Regions from separate parts of the Homo sapiens genome. Here region 2 is linked to region 1. Evidence: read pairs that join two places in POLR2A ChIA-PET (ENCODE). Cell type or tissue: MCF 10A. All regions are shown on one strand. Links, peaks and the distances in the headings refer to the core of each region. The heading gives the core; the rest is flanking DNA.

The links. ChIA-PET counts read pairs that join two places held together with the same protein. Peaks named below come from ENCODE experiments on the same cell type or tissue, not always from the same donor. Only the 100,000 strongest peaks of a DNase experiment are listed, where the experiment ranks them.
Region 2: POLR2A ChIA-PET joins it to region 1 with 5 read pairs; 3 of 35 experiments call an interaction of 5 or more read pairs at or near these places.

Annotation. Positions count from the first base shown.
Region 1 is chr20:59,319,007-59,329,648 of GRCh38, forward strand. EDN3 (endothelin 3) reads left to right here. Exons shown (of 5, transcript NM_207034.3): 3 at 2,011-2,187; 4 at 3,366-3,411; 5 at 5,325-6,986. The coding sequence ends at 5,453. Among named protein-coding and RNA genes, the nearest start is that of EDN3, 24 kb to the left of the region's middle. RefSeq lists a silencer at 1-282. In MCF 10A, for the core only: no CTCF peak of the experiment used is centred there; no DNase peak of the experiment used is centred there.
Region 2 is chr20:59,016,782-59,027,423 of GRCh38, forward strand. It overlaps TUBB1 (tubulin beta 1 class VI), which reads left to right and starts at 2,648. Exons shown (of 4, transcript NM_030773.4): 1 at 2,648-2,798; 2 at 6,064-6,172; 3 at 6,709-6,819; 4 at 6,924-9,873. The coding sequence starts at 2,742. The coding sequence ends at 8,002. It overlaps ATP5F1E (ATP synthase F1 subunit epsilon), which reads right to left. Exons shown (of 3, transcript NM_006886.4): 3 at 8,694-10,642. In MCF 10A, for the core only: no CTCF peak of the experiment used is centred there; a DNase peak (open chromatin) is centred at 4,270.

The sequences.
Region 1 (10,642 bases), core at 1,661-9,660:
CAATGTCTACATTGTCTTGCTGCACTCCCTACCCCCATTTCCCATTCCTGAGAAAAAACGGGCTTGAAGGAGGGTTCAGCTCAATACAGGGCTGGATCCTGCCCTCTGTCTCCGTTTCCTGAGCACAGATGGCTCATCAGCGGGGCCTGTCTCTGCCTGGAGGGATCCCACCACCTCTGTTTCTGAGGAACTTGGGTGGGAGGGAGTTAGTGGGGAGAACAAGAGTCAACGAACAGGGTGGGGTCAGTTTTAGGCTCTTGTGTTCAACCCAGCAGGGAGGCGGGGGCGGGGGACTCCCTCCAAGCCTTAGGTCACTATGGGGCTTCCTGGCCCAATTTGCCCTCACTGTCGCAAAAAGGCTTTATGGTGTGTGTTTCAAATGAAAAGAAATTCAATTTGATTTTATTTTGAAAATGCAGCGAGGGGCTGGGCATGGTGGCTCACACCTGTAATCCAGCACTTTGGGAGGCCGAGGCAGGCGGATCACAAGGTCAAGAGATGGAGACCATCCTGGCTAACACAGTGAAACCCTGTCTCTACTAAAAATACAAATAATAACAATAATAATAATTAGCCGGGCGTGGTGGCACATGCCTGTAGTCCCAGCTACTTGGGAGGCTAAGGCAGGAGAATTGCTTGAATCGGGGAGGCAGAGGTTGCAGTGAGCCGAGATCGTGCCATTGCACTCCAGCCTGGGCGACAAGAGCGAGACTCTGTCTCAAAAAAAAAAAAAAAAGAAAAAAAAGAAAAAAAGAAAAGAAAAGAAAAAAGAAAATGCAGAGGGGATGTCAGGACTCCCTTTGAAGTGGATAATTGGTACTACTCAGTGGGGTTCATGGAAACCAAGGTGGTTCATCTCTGGGGACTAGCAAGAAAACCAATGTTTATTGGAAAAGTGGCTTTGGCCACATGTTTCTTCTAGCTATTAGTAATTTGTTCCTCAAATCAAGCTAGTAAGTTAAGGATCTGCTTTCAACTTCTTCCCGCTGAACTGCCTGGCAGGCACCCCCTTTTTCTCTGGCAAGTGATGATTTGGATGTGCACACTCACTAGAACCAGCTTCCACGGGTTTTGCTCTGAACCACACCATCACACTCCTCCTGCCAACGCCAACCATAAACGAAATTGGTCAATGGTTTCAAGCCTTCTTCATCACGCGGCTCTTCTGAGGCTGGTTCCACTTTCAGCTGCATGGCCAGGCCCTCACCCGCCTCTCAGAGGTCACGGAGTGTTCCTTCTGATGTTTGTCTCTTTGAGGAAGCAACTTTCAAAGGCCGGGATGCATCTCTAATGACTGTAATTGCATTTCCCATCTTCTCATTAGCACAAACTGCTGTGCACATGGAAGAAATTCAGTCAGAAACCTCAGGTCTGGCCTCAGGCTGCGGGGTAGGCAGGTGATCTGATCAGGGCGAAGACCCAGACCAGCACGTAGGTTGCCCCACATGCCCTTGGCACAGGAAGAAAAGCCTCTGGAACAGGTGCTATGGTTGTCTTTAATTCTTTCTCGGCTTTCCATGGAATGAGGAGGAGGCCCAGATGGTACTTCCAGAGCCGAGGAGCAGAACCCGGCCCGGAGGAGCTAGGCCGGCCGTGGTTTGGTCTTGAAGAGAATGAAAGCCCACCCATGTTCACAGATCGCAGAGCCCCAGGGCGTTCAGGCCACACCTGCAGCTGGTGCCTTGGGTGAGGCTAAGGGGCTCACAAGTGCAGGCACACATGCCCAGACGCCTGCTGGGCTCCAAGAGTGCTGGCTGCTGCCCAGCTACCCAGACCCTCCATGTCCTTCCATGCCCTCAGCCCCAACTCTCTTCCTGGGGGTTGTGGAGGGCAGGGGGTGCACAGTTCACTCCAGAACCTTCCTAAGACCCAGAGCTGTAGTGGGGAGGGTTGTGAACACCAGTTTCTGAGACCTTTTCAGCCAGGCGGTGGTTCTCGCTCCACACCCTTGGGGGCCCCTGAGCAGGGAGGCCTGGGTGTGCTCACCTAACATTACCCTGTGCTTTGCAGACAGACGGTGCCCTATGGACTGTCCAACTACAGAGGAAGCTTCCGGGGCAAGAGGTCTGCGGGGCCACTTCCAGGGAATCTGCAGCTCTCACATCGGCCACACTTGCGCTGCGCTTGTGTGGGGAGATATGACAAGGCCTGCCTGCACTTTTGCACCCAAACTCTGGACGTCAGCAGGTATGACACCTCCTCCAGTTTCACTCATTTGCAGATATGCATCAACCCTCGGCAAGGCCAGGCCAGGGGCTTCTCAAAGGAGGGTGTAGGATAGTTCAGTCACATCCTGACCTACTGTCGTCCTGTGGGCCAGAGAAAGGAGGTGCTGAGCCCAGAAAAGACCCAGGTCCTCAGCATCAGGAGGGCAGGAGATGCAGCGTCCCCACCCCCTTGCTGCCTTTTGGAACAGAAGCTTCACAGTGGCCGTGGCTACATCTGGTTTCCAGACATATGTTTTTCTGGCCTGCACAGCACTTTGTGAAAATCTGAATAAGTTGCCAACACTTAAAAGATTGAAGAATTAACCCCTGCCAAATGCGTATTTTTAGCCTTCTCGAAAATAGCCCATGATAAGAGTGCAAAAGGCTTATTGGGAGGGGGGGGAACCCAGCACGTAGGACCATCTGGTCTCAGAGCCCCCCTTCTCTTTGGCCACCCTCAGCTGGAACTGAGTGGGGGCATCTCACGTTTGAGTAGGATGTGCAATATCCATTTACCTGTTACCAATTTATCTTACTTTGTAGCCCCTGGAGGCCCCCAAGTTTGAGACCCTGTGGTCTGTCCTGGCTGCCTTAGGGAAGCTTGCAAATCACGTTGAATGGAACCAACAGGCAGACTCCATGTTTGACCCAGGGGCTTTGAGCTGGTATTCACATAACAGGTATTCCTGTTAATGCTCCTTACTCCATCTTTTTCTTAACTTCGGGCCAAGATTCATGAACCCAGTGAGGCAGATTGGCCCTTTCAAAACCCTTCCTGGAGCAGGCGTAGGTGAGCTGCCCTGATGCACACAAAAGACACATAGGCAGGGGTGAGCTCCCAACACCCCAACAAGGCAGACGGTAGCGCTCAGGACCCCAGGATCTGCCGTCTGTGAAACCCAGTGTGAACTGCATGGTTTTTCCCCCCTTCTGGGCTTTTAAACATCCGATGAATAAGTGAGTGGTGAGTATATTCTGTACTTTGGTAGAAATCCACCCACCGAGTGCTCAGCCTTCAGAAACTGTGCCTGAGACGCAGTCCTTGGGGAACGCACTAATGTGCTCATTGGTGGGGAAGAGGAAGTCATAATTTGACACCGAAAAACCAGCCACAGGGAAAGGCAGGTTGATTGATTAAAACCAGCTCTCTCCCCACAGTAATTCAAGGACGGCAGAAAAAACAGACAAAGAAGAGGAAGGGAAGGTGAGAGGTGCCAACAGAGGCCTGTGTCAAAGGAGGTGAAGATGTGACGTGTCATTCCTTCGGGGGTGGGTGGAGGGTGTTTTGAGGGGATGGCATCTGGTCTGGTCCAGTGGGAACCCCAGATCTCATGGGATGCTGCACCCACAAGCAATGGTGCCTTTGGTGGACCGTTTCTGGGGGCAGAGCGGGCTGAAGCTGTGGACAGCTGCTGTCACTTGTCGGTCCCTGGCCACCCTGCTCTGTGTCCTGGGAGCCAGCCCTTGCATCCCTTGTAGCTCTGGGCAGTGATGTCCTGCCTGGATTTCACCTGGCCTGGACAAAGCTAGTCAACCACCGCTCTCAGAGGCCCTGTAGGCTGCTCTGCCCAGACCCACACTTCGCCTCTGCTTCCTTAGCAACATGTGGTCTTTCTCGTCAAAAAAATCATTTATTCTTTTCAGCAGCTGATTCTGGGCAGAGGTGAATTACAGCAGCTTGACAGCAGGGTCCCTTGGTTCTCCAGTTCATTGTATTATTTTTTTTAACCCACTTGTCTTTTTTGTATGAGAGATCCTGAGGGTTTCCTGCAGTCAAACTGGGTTTATTTGTCATTCTATCAATCAGAAGTCATTATTAATGACTCCGCAGCTCATCTGCAATGGGATGGTAATTTATGTTCATAATAATAGCCTGGAGGTGGCTTGGGTTTCTACAGAGACTGATCGAGGGAAGATGAAACCATGCTCAGTATACAGGAGCTTTCCAAATTGGTGGCAGATCGCTTCTAGTCTAGTCCAGAGAGGGATCTGTCAGCAACCATAATAAAAATGGAGCGGGAGGAGGAGGGCCGAGGCGGAAGAGACAGAGCCCGGGAGAGCATGAGTCAGACCCAGATGGTCCCACTTTGCCTCTTCATTCTTTTTCCTCTTTTTCTCTTCCTCACCCCAAACCAAAGCTCCTCTCAGCGAGGGCGGGATGTAATTAAACCCATCCATCCATTGCATCATTTATTCATTCGCTTATGCATTCGTTCAGCAAAGACTTGTTGGGCACCTGCTACGGGCTGGGCACCATTCTCGATGCTGGGGACATAGCAGGAACAAGGCATAGGATCTCTTTTATAGAGCTTAACTAGTGGGGATGCAGACAGCAAACATGTACAATTTAAAGTGAGATTGCAAAGAATAACAGAAAGACACGGCAAGGGTAGGAAGCGTGGGGTGGTTGCAGTTTGAGATGGGGTTGACGTGGCCTCATCTTTCTCACCAGGTGACCTGAAGGAAGGCTGGGAGGAGCCATAGGGATGAGTGAGGGAAAGGGATTTCAGGTAGGGGAACCGGTGAGTGCAAACGCCCTAGAGTGTGCTCAGGGAACGGCCAGAAGGGAGCCCTATATAGGAGAAGCACACCGGTCCTTTTGCTGTTGTGGTGATTATTACTGTTCTATGTCACATGTTCAAAAGATGCAATTGGTGGTGCAGATGTCCCAGCAGGGCCTGGAAAAGTGGTTCTTCCAGGTCTCTATGAGTCATGTAAAGCTCTAGTAAGAAGCTTTACTTGGGAAGAAAAAGTCTCTTATTAAGCCAATGTTCTTGCTTTCTTGCAAGATTCAAGTTAGTAATTCCCAGATTCACATTCTCAGAGTGGAAGCTGTCACCATCCTTAGCTTGTGGTAATCAAAGATGGGGCCAGGCTGCGGGAGGGCCCCTAGCAGCCTTGTCTGCTGGTGTTATTCTTTTCACACTTTTCCAGTCTGGTGGTAGGCTCGGAAATTGCTGAGAAGCACTGGGAAGAGGGTACATACAGTTCCAATCAGGGAACAGGCTGGAGAGGCAGTGGGAAGACGTTCCCTTTTTCAGCTTCACAGAACTACAGAGCTACACTTTCATAACATACCTTTCTTTTTTTTTCTTTTGCCCCCTTTCCCCAAGACAGGTTGAAGTCAAGGACCAACAAAGCAAGCAGGCTTTAGACCTCCACCATCCAAAGCTCATGCCCGGCAGTGGACTCGCCCTCGCTCCATCTACCTGCCCCCGCTGCCTCTTTCAGGAAGGAGCCCCTTAGGAGGACAGGCCTGCAGCATCCTGGTCTCGGGAGGCTTCTGTCATTGCTCACACACAGTTCAGATTTCCACCTCTTTATAGACAAGAAGTGAATTTGCCTGGGGCAGAACACCCACCCAAAGAGTCCCCACTTAACAATACCCCCCCCCCACGGCAAGAATGCCCAAATCCGAATGACCCCAGTTTTCCTAATGAGTAAAATGATCCCAGATGTGCCCCAGAGCATGACGCCTGCAGCTCCGGTTTCATGCAGGAAATTGGTTTTGGAGAGTTTTGGCAAGTTGGAAAGCCACTTACTGGCTTTTGACATGACTTCTCTTGGAGAATAAGTGGACTCCAAGCTAACTCTTTGCAAATGTAAACACATGTCCATCTTGTAATAAATGCAAAATGCCCGTGCAGCAGAAGCATGCGACTTTCATATCCTTGCCTAGAATAGGCTGCATGGTGTATGTCAGTGAGGGCCACGAGGCGTCGGCTTTAGACACAGATCATAGCTCTACAGGAGTTTATGAATTTGAAGCTTATGGGATTTTGGCAGAGAAATTTTCAGCTGTGCTTGATACCCACCAAAAGAATGTATCTCGAAAGAATGAAGGAAGAAGAAAAAAGGATCCTTGATGTTTGTGACAAGAAAATGAGAAAGTTAGTATCTGCAATACAGAGCTTGTTCCTGTTCAGTGACTGACCCTCTGTATTCTGTATAGACACCAGGCCGATACACAGTGGAGTTCCCAGGCCTTGTTTGCAGGAAGCCGACTGTAAAGACAGCCCCAGCTCAAGGCTATTAGGTTGAATATTTGCTTTCATGAGTAAATGTGGATCTTTGGGGAATGGCTTCAAAATAAGTCACGAACACAAATTCTTTGTAAATTATGTAAATTCCTGTTTATATAAATTGGCAACAACTTATACCGTCTGACAGTTCAAAATCTCTTTCAGCTGCGCTCTTCCCACCGAGCCGAGCTTACTGTGAGTGTGGAGATGTTATCCCACCATGTAAAGTCGCCTGCGCAGGGGAGGGCTGCCCATCTCCCCAACCCAGTCACAGAGAGATAGGAAACGGCATTTGAGTGGGTGTCCAGGGCCCCGTAGAGAGACATTTAAGATGGTGTATGACAGAGCATTGGCCTTGACCAAATGTTAAATCCTCTGTGTGTATTTCATAAGTTATTACAGGTATAAAAGTGATGACCTATCATGAGGAAATGAAAGTGGCTGATTTGCTGGTAGGATTTTGTACAGTTTAGAGAAGCGATTATTTATTGTGAAACTGTTCTCCACTCCAACTCCTTTATGTGGATCTGTTCAAAGTAGTCACTGTATATACGTATAGAGAGGTAGATAGGTAGGTAGATTTTAAATTGCATTCTGAATACAAACTCATACTCCTTAGAGCTTGAATTACATTTTTAAAATGCATATGTGCTGTTTGGCACCGTGGCAAGATGGTATCAGAGAGAAACCCATCAATTGCTCAAATACTCAGAAAGTACTGTCAAAAGCCTAATAAAAAACCTAAAGTTTGCTCTGATTTGTGGGTTTTTTTCCTCACTGTCTTTATGTGCGGGGTTGCGCATCAACTTTTCATGGACCTCTGGAGAGGACGGGAAGAAGTTGTGGTTTGGGAAGTGGAATCCATCTAAAGTCAGTTATGGAGCTAGATGAGGGGCTGCCTGAATATTAAGGAAGAAGTGGGGTTTGGGGACCGTTCCAAGAAGATAAAACATTCACAGCAGTCAGGAAGAGAGAAACCTGGGGAGAGAGCTGGTTCTTCCCCTAGGCCATTGTGCCTTCCTAGCAATAGGGAGGCTTCCTTGTGGCCCTGCCAAAGATGCCTGTGCAGCCCAGGATTCTAGGGAGAGGGCACTGCTGGGGGGCTCAGGATTCTATGGAGAGCACTGCTGGAGGGCTCAGGATTCCAGGGAGAGGGCACTGCTGGGGGGCTCAGGATTCTACGGAGAGCACTGCTGGAGGGCTGAGGATTCTAGGGAGAGCACTGCTGGGGGGCTCAGGATTCTAGAGAGAGGGCACTGCTGGGGGGCTCAGGATTCTAGGGAGAGCACTGCTGGGGGGCTCAGGATTCTAGGGAGAGGGCACTGATGGGTGGCTCAGGATTTTACGGGGAGAGCACTGCTGGGGCGCTCAGGATTCTAGGGGGAGAGCACTGCTGGGGGGCTCAGGAGTCTATGGAAAGCACTGCTGGGGGGCTCAGGATTCTAGGGAGAGCACTGCTGGGGGGCTGAGGATTCTAGGGAGAGGGCACTGCTGGGGGGCTCAGGATTCTAGAGAGAGGGCACTGCTGGGGGCTCAGGATTCTAGGGAGAGCACTGCTGGGGGGCTCAGGATTCTAGGGAGAGGGCACTGATGGGTGGCTCAGGATTTTAGGGGGAGAGCACTGCTGGGGCGCTCAGGATTCTAGGGGGAGAGCACTGCTGGGGGCTCAGGATTCTATGGAAAGCACTGCTGGGGGGCTCAGGATTCTAGGGAGAGGGCACTGCGAGGGAGCTCGATTCTAGGAGAGGGCACTGCTGGGGGGGCTAAGGATTCTAGAGACAGGGCACTGCTGGGGGCTCAGGATTCTAGTGAGAGGGCACTGCTGGGGGCTCAGGATTCTAGGGAAAGGGTGTGGCTGCTGAGTTCTTGATAACCAGAAGACAGCAATGATCACACCTGCAAGTCTTTAAAGCTTATAAGACGTCTTGGGGGATTGGGGATGTTCGGAAAGAGTGGGGTTTCCTTCATTTTCTTTCTTACTTCCTTTCCTACCTTCTCCACCTGCCTTTTGAATAAAGAATCAGAGACCGTGGGAGGCAGGGAATTGGACAAAGACAGGCCCAGCCAAAGAGCAAAGAGAAATCCAAGAAGAGGAGTAGGTTTGAGTTTGATGGCTACCTGATCTGAGAAAACCCAGGAGCCTCTTGTTTTAATTAAAGTCATCTTAGAGAGTTTTGACTTTGATGGACTGAGAGCGTTGGGTTTTTTCTGCAGGATGTGGGGCAGCACACAGCAGGAGCTGCAGCGTTCACTCGAGGCACTAACAGGTCCTGGAGTCCAGGAGCTGCCCAGGTGCCACGGAGGCCCCAGGCAGAGGAGGACAGCCAAGGACTTCCAGGAGTCATGGGCAGTCCGAGGCCCAGACGTGGCAGGCTTTTCTGGCATCTGGGTGGAGGAATGAAGGAGCAGTCTATGGATTTATGAGCAGGATTGGCTATGGAAACTGTAGGGCCCCTGGCTTAGAAGGAGTAAGAACTTCAGATCGTGCATTAAACCACGGGCGTCCAGCCCTTCTGAGCCCGGGATCCTGTTCACCTGTGAAGGTTGCCTCAGCTGAAGCCCAGCAAAAAAAGGCTGTGGAGTCTGGAGACCTGGATTTGACACCATGTCCTTTAGGGAAACCAGCTTTAAACTCTCCCAGCCTCAGTTTCTTTCTTTTACCTTTTCTTCTTTTTTCTATGTGTTTGTCTATCTGCGAATATCTTTATTTTGAAATTTATAAATGATAGTTTTTCTGGGGAGAGAATTTTAAGTTGACAGTAGTAGCCCCTTAGATGGAGGATGTTATTTCATTGTCTTTTGAGGTCAGTTATTGCTGGTTAGAAATTTTCTCTGAGACAAATCATAGGTTAATTTCTGGTGGCTTTAATGTTTTTCTCTTTATCCTAGACATTCTGCAGTTTCAGTATAAGGTGTCCAGGCAGAGATTTCCATTCAATTTATACCAGATAGAATTGGTTTGACTTTTCAGTTGAAGGGCCTCTTTCCTCCACTTGTTTCTGGAAGACTTAGTGTCCTCCTCCAACGTTGCCACTCCACTGTTCTCTGGCATCTCTGGAGTGCCTGTTTAAACTACTTGAAGTGCCTATTTTCTCCATTTCTCCTTTGCCTGAATATTTTGATATTTTCTTTTTTCCCCTATTTTTGAGTCTGAGTTTAGTATTGAAAACCCGGGACTGTCATTAGAGACAGTTGTGGGTTATCGAGGGGTTACATTTCTCCGGGAAGCTTGTTCCTGTCAGTCAATCCACGGTGTTTCCTAGGATCTCTCCTTGCACAAGGTGTGTGTGAGGAGCCCAGGACACACAAGAATAAGTCTCCAATTTGTTCGAAGTATATGCAATTGTTTTAAGCCCTCAACGTAATTCCATGATGTCTGTATTATTTGTGTCCTCATTTTATGGATTATGAGGAAAACCGGGGCACAGAGGGGTTACCAGCCTATGGCCACATAGCTAGAAATTGGTCCTCACCTGAACACATTGTGCCTACCTGTACTACTGTATAATTAGTTAATGGCAGCTGAGGGTGAGGAATGAAGGCTCAGAATAATTTTATGGAGAAGGTATTTTTAATTAAAACATTGAGCAAGTAAAACTCTTTGATTGAAAAATTGAAACTATTAAAACATTCTACGTAGGGACTTCTTGCCCCCTCCCTGTCCTGTCCTCCCTGCCTCACCTCCACCCCCAGAAAACCACTGTCATGACTGTCTGGAGTACCTTTTCATCTGCATTGTGTGAGTAGGAGCAAACAGGAACATGTAGTCTTGCTTCTCACTACTTTTCCACACAAGTTAGCATATAACACTTCTCACTACTTTCTCACACAAGTTGGCCTATAACACTGTCTTCCTCTGACACCACCTTTGCCACCGAGGGTGTGGGTTTTTTTCCTGACACCAAATACATGTTGTTTTCCCACACCAGTTATCCAATTCTACAACACCAACCGAGTGTCCAACAACTGAACCCAATTCTGACTTTATCTATGTGGAGTTAGCATCAGAGCCAGCAAGCTAAGGTCTCAATCCTGCAAGATTGCCCCTACTTCAGACACCAGCCACACAAGTGGGGTTTCCAGCAGATCCACATTTCTTCCCAGCCTACTACAAATTTGGGGGTTCCATAATCTAAGCTATACCCCCATGTTTGAGAACTCATCAGAACAATTCCCAGAACTCAGGGAAGTACTGTGCATACAACTTCAGCTTTCCTATAAAGGGTGTGACCCAGGAACAGCCCCATGGAAAACAGGCAAAGAATGAAGCCCTGGGAGAGGAGGTTTCCACGCTCCAGTACATCCATGGGTTGGCCATCGTCGAAGCTCCCTGAACTTACTTAAGGCTTCTTATGGCGGTTTCATTACCTAGGCCTGATTGATTAAATCATTGGCCATTGGTGACTGAACTCA
Region 2 (10,642 bases), core at 871-8,870, 300 kb before region 1:
AATGGTCTGTTTTAATTTCTGAAAAATACTGCTGAGGACCTGTGAATATCCTCCTCTTGAATTTGCACATTCTTCTCTTTACCTTTGGGCAGGGAGGAGGGGTGACTGGACCGGAAGCATCTGTGAGTCATGTGACATTCAGGTTTGAGCACAAAAAAGTTCCAAACTTAGAGAAATGTTACAAGGGTATTAATCTTGTGCTAACTTTGAAAAGAACCAGCAATTGTTACCACTTTGCCCCTTTGCTGAACTGCCCTCTCTCCGTTTATCACGTTATGTGGTTGTGGAACTGTTTCCCAGTAAGCTGCCAGCATCAAAACGACCTTGAAGCACAGTGCTTCATAATATGGGATCTCCTGGAAACAAGGACTTCCACTTAGAACCACCCTGCCATGATCAAAGTCAAGAAATGGAACACTGATACAATACTATTTTCCAGTGTACACAATCCTTATTTGAATTTTGACAATGATCCTCATACCATCCTCTATAGCAGCCCTCTTCCCTGGTCCTGGATCCAGCCCAGGATCATGGGGTGCACTGTCAGTACTCAAGGGCAGCCTGGGATCTACACACTAGACAGAGGTGAGAAGCAGTCCCAGTCCAGGCACTCTTAGGACACAGTGCTTTCTTCTTCCCCACCTCTGGGTTTCTCTTCTGGTTTATAGCTCAGGCCCTTTGGCTGTGTGTTTGAGCTCCTTTGGGAGTAAGCAGAAGCGATTTCCCCCAGACACTCCATCGTTAGGAACTTTCCTGATTGTGTTCCTGACCTCACATCCTGGGCCCCACCAGGCCTGTAGAAGGAACACAAGGTTTAGGAGTCAAGCCTGGGCTTGGGGCACAGGAAGCACAGGCCCCTCATGGACCAGGCTGGGCTCCAATGCTTCAACCAAGGTCACGGGTCTGGCGAGAGGCAGGGGAGGGAAGGACCTCCAGGGCTTCTCGCTCTGAGTTCAGTAGTCTTGCCTGTCCTGAGTCCCTGTCCTGAGAGATGGTGTCCTTGAGCTGCTCCAGAGCTAGGAGTGCTCTCTTCCTAAGTAAGCCAGAGTTCCAAGAGTGCAGGATCTGGCCACATCTACCTCCTTCATTCCCTTGTCTGCAGCGCCCAAGGTGAGCCCAGCCTATGACAGGTCCCCGTCCATAGCTGTTCAAAGAATGGGGGCAACCTCAGGGTGCCCGGCAGACGTTAAAGAGAGGCCTCAAGAGGTGGTTGCTCACCGGATGGTGGTTGTCCACATCCTCGGGGCTTCAGGAGTGAGGCCTTGCCCTGTACCTGCCCACCTGCACCTCGACAGCTCAACAGGCACAAGGCAGCGTCCACTGGCTCTCCCCTTCCGAGCCAGGGCTCTCACGCCTTCTCAGGGAGTCCCTTCCCCATCTTCCTTGGAAGCTTCCACCTTCTGTCCTCCAGGCGGTGGGGAACTGCCACCCTCCTGGGCAAGGATATGGAGCTGGTGTTTGGCCTGGATGCCCTTGCCTGGTTGGAGGTAATAAAGCCTAGGGCTGGCTTTCGACGATGATAGAAACTTGGTGGCAGGGGAGGTACTGAGGACCAGGAGACAGAACAGCTGCTTTCAAGCTGCTGAGTACCCAGCCTGCTGCCACTCCTGTACACCGCATGAGGGAATGCTTTTTTTTTTTTTTCTGACAGAGTCTTGTTTTGTCGCCCAGGCTGGAGTGCAGTGGCATGATCTCGGCTCACTACAACCTCCGCCTCTCAGGTTCAAGCGATTCTCCTGCCGCAGTCTCCCGAGTAGCTGAGACTACATGTGTGTGCCACCACACCTGACTAATATTTGTATTTTTAGTAAGAGATGGGGTTTCGCCATGTTGGCCAGGCTAGTCTTGAACTCCTGACTTCTGGTGATCTGCCCACCTTGGCCTCTCAAAGTGCTGGGATTACAGGAGTGAGCCACCACACCCGGCTCTAAGGGAATACAATTGGGAGTCCGTTTTGCTCTTGGAGAATTCAGGGTCTGGTAAAGGGACCCTATGGCAAACATTAAGACCCCAGACACCATGAGCTGAGATGGGACGACAGAGCAGGGGCTGGGAAGGGTGCTGGGGCACAGCCCAGCCCTGGCATGGATAGGGCAGGGGTCCAAGAGACCTGCAGGACACTGCAGAGTAACTTGCATACAGGGCGAGAGAGGGCATGTGGGGGAGGGCGGGCAGACAGTGCCTGATGCAGGCCATCCCGGGACCTGGGACCTGCGAGGCCCAGTTGTGGAGCCTCCTGCTGTGGCGGGGCACGGGGCTTCTGGGGACCAAAGTCTGGAAAAGGGGCCGGGAAGATGGACAGGGAAAGCCCTTGGAGGTGGTCTGGTTACCTGGGTGAGCTAGGAGCCACAGTCATCATACCACGGTCACTAGGGCCAGCATGGTCACCTAGAAGCCTGCAAACAGTGCCAGCCTCCAGGCCCTGTGCCCCGAGGTGGCCTTTAATCTTGCACTCACTCTCTAGGAAATGATGGGGCAGTATTCTGTGTTGAGGGAGGAAAAACACTCCCTTCCAAAAGCATGACAGGCAGAAAGCAGAGAAGGGCCAGGACTGGCTGAGGGCGGGGAGCTGGGCCTCTGGGGTGGACACACCCTTGGTCACATTGTGAGGGTAGCTTGGTTGGCCAGTCCCACCACTGCAGTGACCACAGTTGTGTTGGGCTCACACCAGTGAACCGAAGCTCTGGATTCTGAGAGTCTGAGGATTCCGTGAAGATCTCAGACTTGGGCTCAGAGCAAGGATGCGTGAAATTGTCCATATTCAGATTGGCCAGTGTGGCAACCAGATCGGAGCCAAGGTAAGTAATGTCTGGTTACTAATCCTAGCTTTACCACAGTCCATAGAGGCGGACAACCAAAAAAATACCCTAAGTTAGCAGGGAAGACAATAAGTCTAGCAGATTTAATGTACTTGCTAAATATCAGACAATGCCTTTGGGCTTTAATTCTTAAAAAAAAATTTCACATGGGAAAAGAAGGAAACAATCTTTAACTAAAGAGCTACAACACACATTAAGTGCTTAGAGTGTTAATTTAATTAATGTTAATTTTATCCATAGATACATATGTACAATACATGCCGACCATTATATTACATAATACGTTTATCATCTTTTTCTTTGCCCACTCTGTTGCCCAGGCTGGAGTAGAGTGGCAGAATCATGGCTCACTATAGCCTCAACCTCCTGGGCTCAAGCTATTCTCCTGCCTCAGCCTCCTGAGTAGCTGGGATTACAGGCATGCACCACTATGCCTGGCTAATTTTTAAATTTTTTTTTGAGAGACAGGGATCTCACTTTGTTGCTCAGGCTGGTCTTGAACTCATGGGCTCAAGTGATCCTTCTGCCTCAGGCTTCCAAAGTGGTGAGATGACAGGTGTAGGCCACCGTGCCTGGCACTTTTATCATCTTTTATTTTTTTGAGATGGAGTGTCACTCTTGTTGCCCACGCTGGAGTGCAATGGCGCAATCTTGGCTCACTGCAACCTCCACCTCCTGGGTTCAAGTGATTCTCCTGCCTCAGCCTCCCCAGTAGCTGGGATTACAGGCATGCGCCACCACGTCTGGCTAATTTTGTATTTTTAGTAGAGATGGGGTTTCACCATGTTGGTCAGGCTGGTCTCGAACTCCTGACCTCAGGTGATGTGCCCGCCTGGGCCTCCCGAAGTGCTGGGATTATAGGCGTGAGCCACTGTACCTGGCCCACTTTTATCTTAACAATGAACTTTTCATATCTAAAAACAGTAATTTGTCTCAAAACAGCTTTTTGAAGTTTTTTGAGAAACTTTCTGTACCCTGTCACTATGGTGTCTTTCCCCTCCCCTCTCATGTTTATTGTAACGCTTAAAAAAAATCAATTACTGTTTTATTAGTATGCAATTGAAAATTTAAGAAATTTAATTGAAAATAAAAGTTTTTTGTGTACAGTAACATAATTAATTAAAATACACTGTCTGGAATATAAATGAGTTTTTCTTTCCCTTGCCCCCCTGCTTAAAAATTTCCCCCAAGTACGTAACTTAATTGGCCAACCCCAAGAACACAGATGCCCGAACCCACAATCTCCAATCTTGATTTTAAGATGACCAATTGCACCGTGCAAAATTTATCGTGTTCTCTTTGCTGCTGTGAAATTACTTTTACTAATATGAGATGCATTAAAAGTGAGGTTTTGAAACACCTACATTCATCATCCATCAATGACACTTGGGTTGTTTCTGCCTTTTGGCTACTGTGAGTAATGCTGCCAGGAAACAACTAAGGCTTTTAAATGCAGGCGTTTTAAACCGGGGGCAAGGAACATTACTGCTTGAAAAGAAGTCACCATTCCTCCATGCCTCAGGGGTAAGACATTCATAACTCACACACAGAGAAGTGGGAGGCAGGAGCCCTGCTGCTCTGAAGCTGGAAGATAATACGGAAAGGGGCCCTCAAGAGAAAGTGTTAGGTTTAGATAGGGTTTTAGCTCTCACTCTGGAATCGTATGGTCTAGCGTTGAGAGTCCTGGCTGACTCATCATTTAGAGATATAAGAACTTTAAGACACATTTAATTTGGGGTATCTTAGAACTTGAATTTATTTATTCTTCCACTCCCTGAACAGTGCTGGCAGTTTACCATGAACTGCCTTGTTATTAAGACCATGGCCAGAGCAGCACTGTCATTTAGAAGATATGGCTGGGGTTTTTAACATACCCTTGGGGATTTTAATATATGTGAATACATTTTCATTGCATTTTAATATGTGCCTTTCAGGGTGATCAAAAGGAGTCTTCCCAGTAACTGTTTCCATATTAAGAGCTTGGCACATATCTATATTAATAAGTACTGTGTATGTGACTGGAAGTGCAGTATGTTTCAAATAGTTACCAGAGGACAACTATGTGTAATTGTGAGTTGTATGTATACCTGACAATCAAAAATGCACATTACTGGCCGGGCACAGTGGCTCACGCCTGTGATCCTAGCACTTTGGGAGGCCGAGGCAGGTGCATCACCTGAGGTCAGGAGTTTGAGACCAGCCTGGCTAACATGGCAAAACCCTGTCTCTACTAAAAATGCAAAAATTAGCTGGGCATGGTGGTGGACGCCTGTAATCCCAGCTACTTGAGAGGCTGAGGCAGGAGAATTGCTTGAACCCAGGAGGTGGAAGTTGCAGTGAGCCAAGATTGTGCTACGGCACTCCAGCCTAGGTGACAAGAGTGAAACTCTGTCTCAAAATAAATAAATAAACAAACAAACAAACAAACATAAAAAAATAAAAAAAAGAAAGAAAGGCCGGGTGCTGTGGCTCATGCCTGTAATTCCAGTACTTTGGAAGGCCAAGGAGGGTGGATCACAAGGTCAAGAGATAGAGACCATCCTGGCCAACATGGTGAAACCCCGTGTCTACTAAAAATATAAAAATTAGTTGGGCGTGGTGGTGCGTGCCTGTAGTCCCAGCTACTCAGGAGGCTGAGGCAGGAGAATCGCTTGAACCCAGGAGGCGGAGGTTGCAGTGAGCCGAGATCACGCCACTGCACAGATAAGACTCCATCAAAAAAAAAAAAAAAAAAGGCGCTAATTACTTAAAATCATGCACAGAGGTCCAAGTTATGGGCTGTTTGGAAAAGTTCATGAAAAGAAATCCCCAAAGTGAAATGAGTTATTACTGTGAAATCAGATAAGAATTCAGTTTATTTTCCTTTAATGGAATCTACACTTTACTAGCTTGGAGCATTATAAGGAGAAATTAGAGCTATATTGACATTAAATTCTAAAACAACAGCTTTAATGTATATAATGGCATGAATTTAATAGGAGGAAAATCCAATTTAGTACTTTGTGTTTGACATTTTATTTAAGGAGTTCAGGTGGGGAGAAAATGCAATCTTCATATTACTTCACATTGCTTAGTAGAGGCAAAAAGCGAATGATGCCATGGTTATTTATGAAAAGGCCCTAAAAGAATGTCTTGGGGAGGGTCAGGCAACCAGAGGGAAACAGGCTTGGGAATGCTAACTTTCTCTGTGGTTAACACAGCCTTTTTCGGGGTCCGTTTACTCTGACCTTCCTCCTGCTTTCAGTTCTGGGAGATGATTGGTGAGGAACACGGGATCGACTTGGCTGGGAGCGACCGCGGGGCCTCGGCCTTGCAGCTGGAGAGAATCAGCGTGTACTACAACGAAGCCTACGGTAGGACTGGCGGGGCTCTGGGAGCAGTGGTCCCGCAACTGGGAACACAAGCAGAGGAAGGGCAGAGGCCCAGGAGATGGAAATGTCAAAGCAGTGATGTCTATGCTCAGGGAGGCGACAGGCAGGGCAGCAGGATCCTAGAGTGGTGGGTCCCCAAGCCCTGGTCAAGACGCAGGAATGGGGAAGGAGCTGCTGGATATGGCACACACCTTAACACAAGCAGGTTAAGTACTCACTTTCCTTTGTGGTTTCACAAATGAAACCAGGATCATTTCCAATATGAAGGAAGAGAATCTCTGTCACTGGCAATATCACAGAGCAGACTGATGGAGATTGTTTCTGGGTATTCTATAGATTTGTGGGATTGTTGTTGGGGTAAAAAATATGATGTTAGATACTCAAATCTCGACCTACCAAGGGCCCCTTTCTAGAATATCCATGATTTTTTTTGGACCAGTATCACAAAGTTCTATTTTGATAAAACATTAACTTTTAGAAAAACAAGTAGGCTGACTTTTTCCTATTTTTCTACACAGGTAGGAAATATGTGCCCCGAGCAGTCTTGGTGGACCTAGAACCTGGGACGATGGACAGCATTCGATCTAGCAAATTAGGAGCTCTCTTTCAACCCGACAGTTTTGTCCATGGTATGTTTTTCCAGAAGGTTCCACCAGGAGGAGGGGGGGATGCTTTACTGGTGCCCTTCTCTTTTCACCTTTCTTCCCCTGCTGGTTTCTCTTTTTGGCCACAGGTAACTCTGGGGCTGGCAACAACTGGGCCAAAGGCCACTACACGGAGGGAGCCGAGCTGATCGAGAATGTCCTAGAGGTGGTGAGGCACGAGAGTGAGAGCTGTGACTGCCTGCAGGGCTTCCAGATCGTCCACTCCCTGGGCGGGGGCACAGGCTCCGGGATGGGCACTCTGCTCATGAACAAGATTAGAGAGGAGTACCCGGACCGGATCATGAATTCCTTCAGCGTCATGCCTTCTCCCAAGGTGTCGGACACTGTGGTGGAGCCCTACAACGCGGTTCTGTCTATCCACCAGCTGATTGAGAATGCAGATGCCTGTTTCTGCATTGACAATGAGGCCCTCTATGACATCTGCTTCCGTACCCTGAAGCTGACGACACCCACCTATGGGGATCTCAACCACCTAGTGTCCTTGACCATGAGCGGCATAACCACCTCCCTCCGGTTCCCGGGTCAGCTCAACGCAGACCTGCGCAAGCTGGCGGTGAACATGGTCCCCTTCCCCCGCCTGCACTTCTTTATGCCCGGCTTTGCCCCACTCACGGCCCAGGGCAGCCAGCAGTACCGAGCCCTCTCCGTGGCCGAGCTCACCCAGCAGATGTTCGATGCCCGCAATACCATGGCTGCCTGTGACCTCCGCCGTGGCCGCTACCTCACAGTGGCCTGCATTTTCCGGGGCAAGATGTCCACCAAGGAAGTGGACCAGCAACTGCTCTCCGTGCAGACCAGGAACAGCAGCTGCTTTGTGGAGTGGATTCCCAACAACGTCAAGGTGGCTGTCTGCGACATCCCGCCCCGGGGGCTGAGCATGGCCGCCACCTTCATTGGCAACAACACGGCCATCCAAGAGATCTTTAATAGGGTCTCTGAGCATTTCTCAGCCATGTTCAAAAGGAAAGCTTTTGTGCACTGGTACACCAGCGAAGGGATGGACATAAACGAATTTGGGGAAGCTGAAAATAACATCCATGATTTGGTATCCGAGTACCAACAATTTCAAGATGCCAAAGCAGTTCTAGAGGAAGATGAAGAGGTCACGGAGGAGGCAGAAATGGAGCCAGAAGATAAGGGACATTAACTGTGAGAGAAGCTGTGCCGCGGAGTCGCTTACAGAACAGTTTCTCATTAGATGAGTGTTTCTCCTGCAGCACTCCAAAACCCACTCTGCACTGCAGCACAGTGAATGATATGCACTCACCATTAGCTTCGACACAGGGACTGAGGGAGACAGGTGGGGAGCAGCTGACAGGCATTAGGGTCTTTGCTGACATCTACTAACCTTGAAGAGTTTGATGTTCAGTGCATACTTATTAACTTAAAAAAATAGCAAATTTATTGTAAAGTGCTCCCTTTGTTTCAAAGTGTTTGCCAGGCATCCAGACTACACGTGTGGATTTGCAGGGAGCCACTGGAGTTGGTGTTACATTTTTATACTTTAGCAGCACTGATAGGCACCCTGGAATCCTCACTTGGTATCCGAGGGCTACTAAGACTCTTTCCTTAGGTTCTTTCCTCTGAGCAAACACTGACTGGCATCCTGCTTTCCAGTGCCTGCCAGCCTCCAGAAGAGCCAGGTGCCTGACTAGTACATGGGGAGCTACAGAGCCAAGGTCAATGTGAGTCAACATCCACTAGAAATATCCATGTTGTGTAGACCTGTGCATACAACATGCTAACTGGAAAAGAGGAAAAAAGAAAAGCCACAGTCCTCTCCACAAAAATACCTGGTCCAAACAAGAAAAACAAAAAGACAAGCAAAACTAAAGAACTGCAGTCTTCTGATCTTTATTTCTGAAGAGCTAGCCTTTAACATATATGTTTATATAGTTTAAATTTCTTACTACTGTTAGATCCCAGGAATTCATTAATAATCATCCTTGGCTTTCCTTTTAAAGGCTATTTTGAAATGGTCTTTTCACTTTCATTCAGTCATCACCCCCCAAAATGCTCTGCAGCCTCTCTGCTCTTTGAGAAAGGGCACACCATGCGCTCGGCAACCATTCAAATGCAGGAATTAAGCAGCAATGGCTGCAGTGTCCTTCTCAGTTATGGAGGACATCGTCTCATTAGGGAACTTTTACAGTTCAAATTAATTTGCAGAAGTTGCCATAAATGTTTGCATAATGACATAGCTTTAAGCACTACATGATTTTAATCTGCTCACATTATAACAGGACCAAATACACAAGAGCGTAATCAAATCATCTGTAACTTCTTAATTACAGTTTACCTATTTCTGACATGCAGCACTGCCATCTCTTCCAGCACCATCAGGGTTTTAATGGCCCTCTAGAATTACCACTGAGATACACTATTTGATCCATGGATAACCGGTAATGGGAAAATGCTCCGACCCTCAATGCAGTAAATATTTACTTGCAGGCAACTGGGTTCTCATCTCTTGATTTGCTTTTGTAATCAGCAATAATAAAATAGCAGGTAGATGGATGACAGTTGCTCATTCTGAGAAACTTCACTCTTTTCACTTATGCATCACGAGGAAATAACTAAAATACATACCAAGAGAAAAATACCTTGCCATCGGATCATCAACAAGTCTTCTATTTACAAACTTCAAAAAACACAAAACAACATTCATGTTTTAAATGCTTTCTACTTGTGGTTCAAGAAGCACTAGATTTAGTAAGAAACTCTACCTATATACTTAGTTTGAAGTTAGTAACTTCCTGAGATGCTAAAGACTTACAGCCTGCGATTATACAAGGATTTACACATGCTTCCTCTGGTGCTTTACTTCCCAAACCTAAAAAAGCAATGAAATAGATGTAAGGAAGGAGGGATTTAAACCTTTTAAAAAACTTTTGCTGACTTATATTACTGTAAAGATTTGTTTGCTCAATAGTAATCATTAAACTACAAAGTAATTCAATTTTAAATGGCAAAATTGCTTTATTTCAGACTAAATAAATTCCTTTTCTTGAAGCCTAACCATCCAGACTGAGTAGTTAAAAATATTTAGAAATGCATCTCACCATCCTACTCTTTCGTATGGTAGAAATAGATGTAAAAACACAAAACAAACTAGAAACTTAAGAAATCTGTCCCTTTTGATTTTGAAGAGCTTATCCTTTAGCAGTACGGTTGCTCCAGCGACCTTGGTCTCTCAGAGCAGCAGCATCACCGAAATTTAGAGCTTATCCGATTCCTTCACTTTGCTCACAAGAACGATGTGAACTAAGAGATTAACTGACAGCTTCAAACATCATCCAACTAATTAGTGGGATACTCATTAAGTTGGTCTGACTGGGGTCACCTCATCACTGGGCACAGTCATCCTGCCAGCTACCCAGCACTGCTGGAGGCAGGAAGTTTATTATACTACTGGTTTAGGATTTTTTTTTAATCACGGAGAAAAGAGCCTCTAAGAATCTCTGCTGACAGTAAACTTGTCTTTTACTCAGTGACTTCACTCCTTTCCATATCACAAGCCCTGTCCCTAAGTCTCACCTCTAATTACCCCATCTGCCTCCTTAATAATATACCATCTCTATACCAATAATCTACCAATATACTACCAATCTACTATGCCATCTATATACCAGTAATACCCCATCTGCCTCAACATACCATATACCAATAATCTGCCAATATACTACCAATCTACCATACCATCTATATACCAGTAATACCCCATCTGCCTCCTTAACATACCATCTATATACCAATAATCTACCAATATACTAGCAATCTACTATGC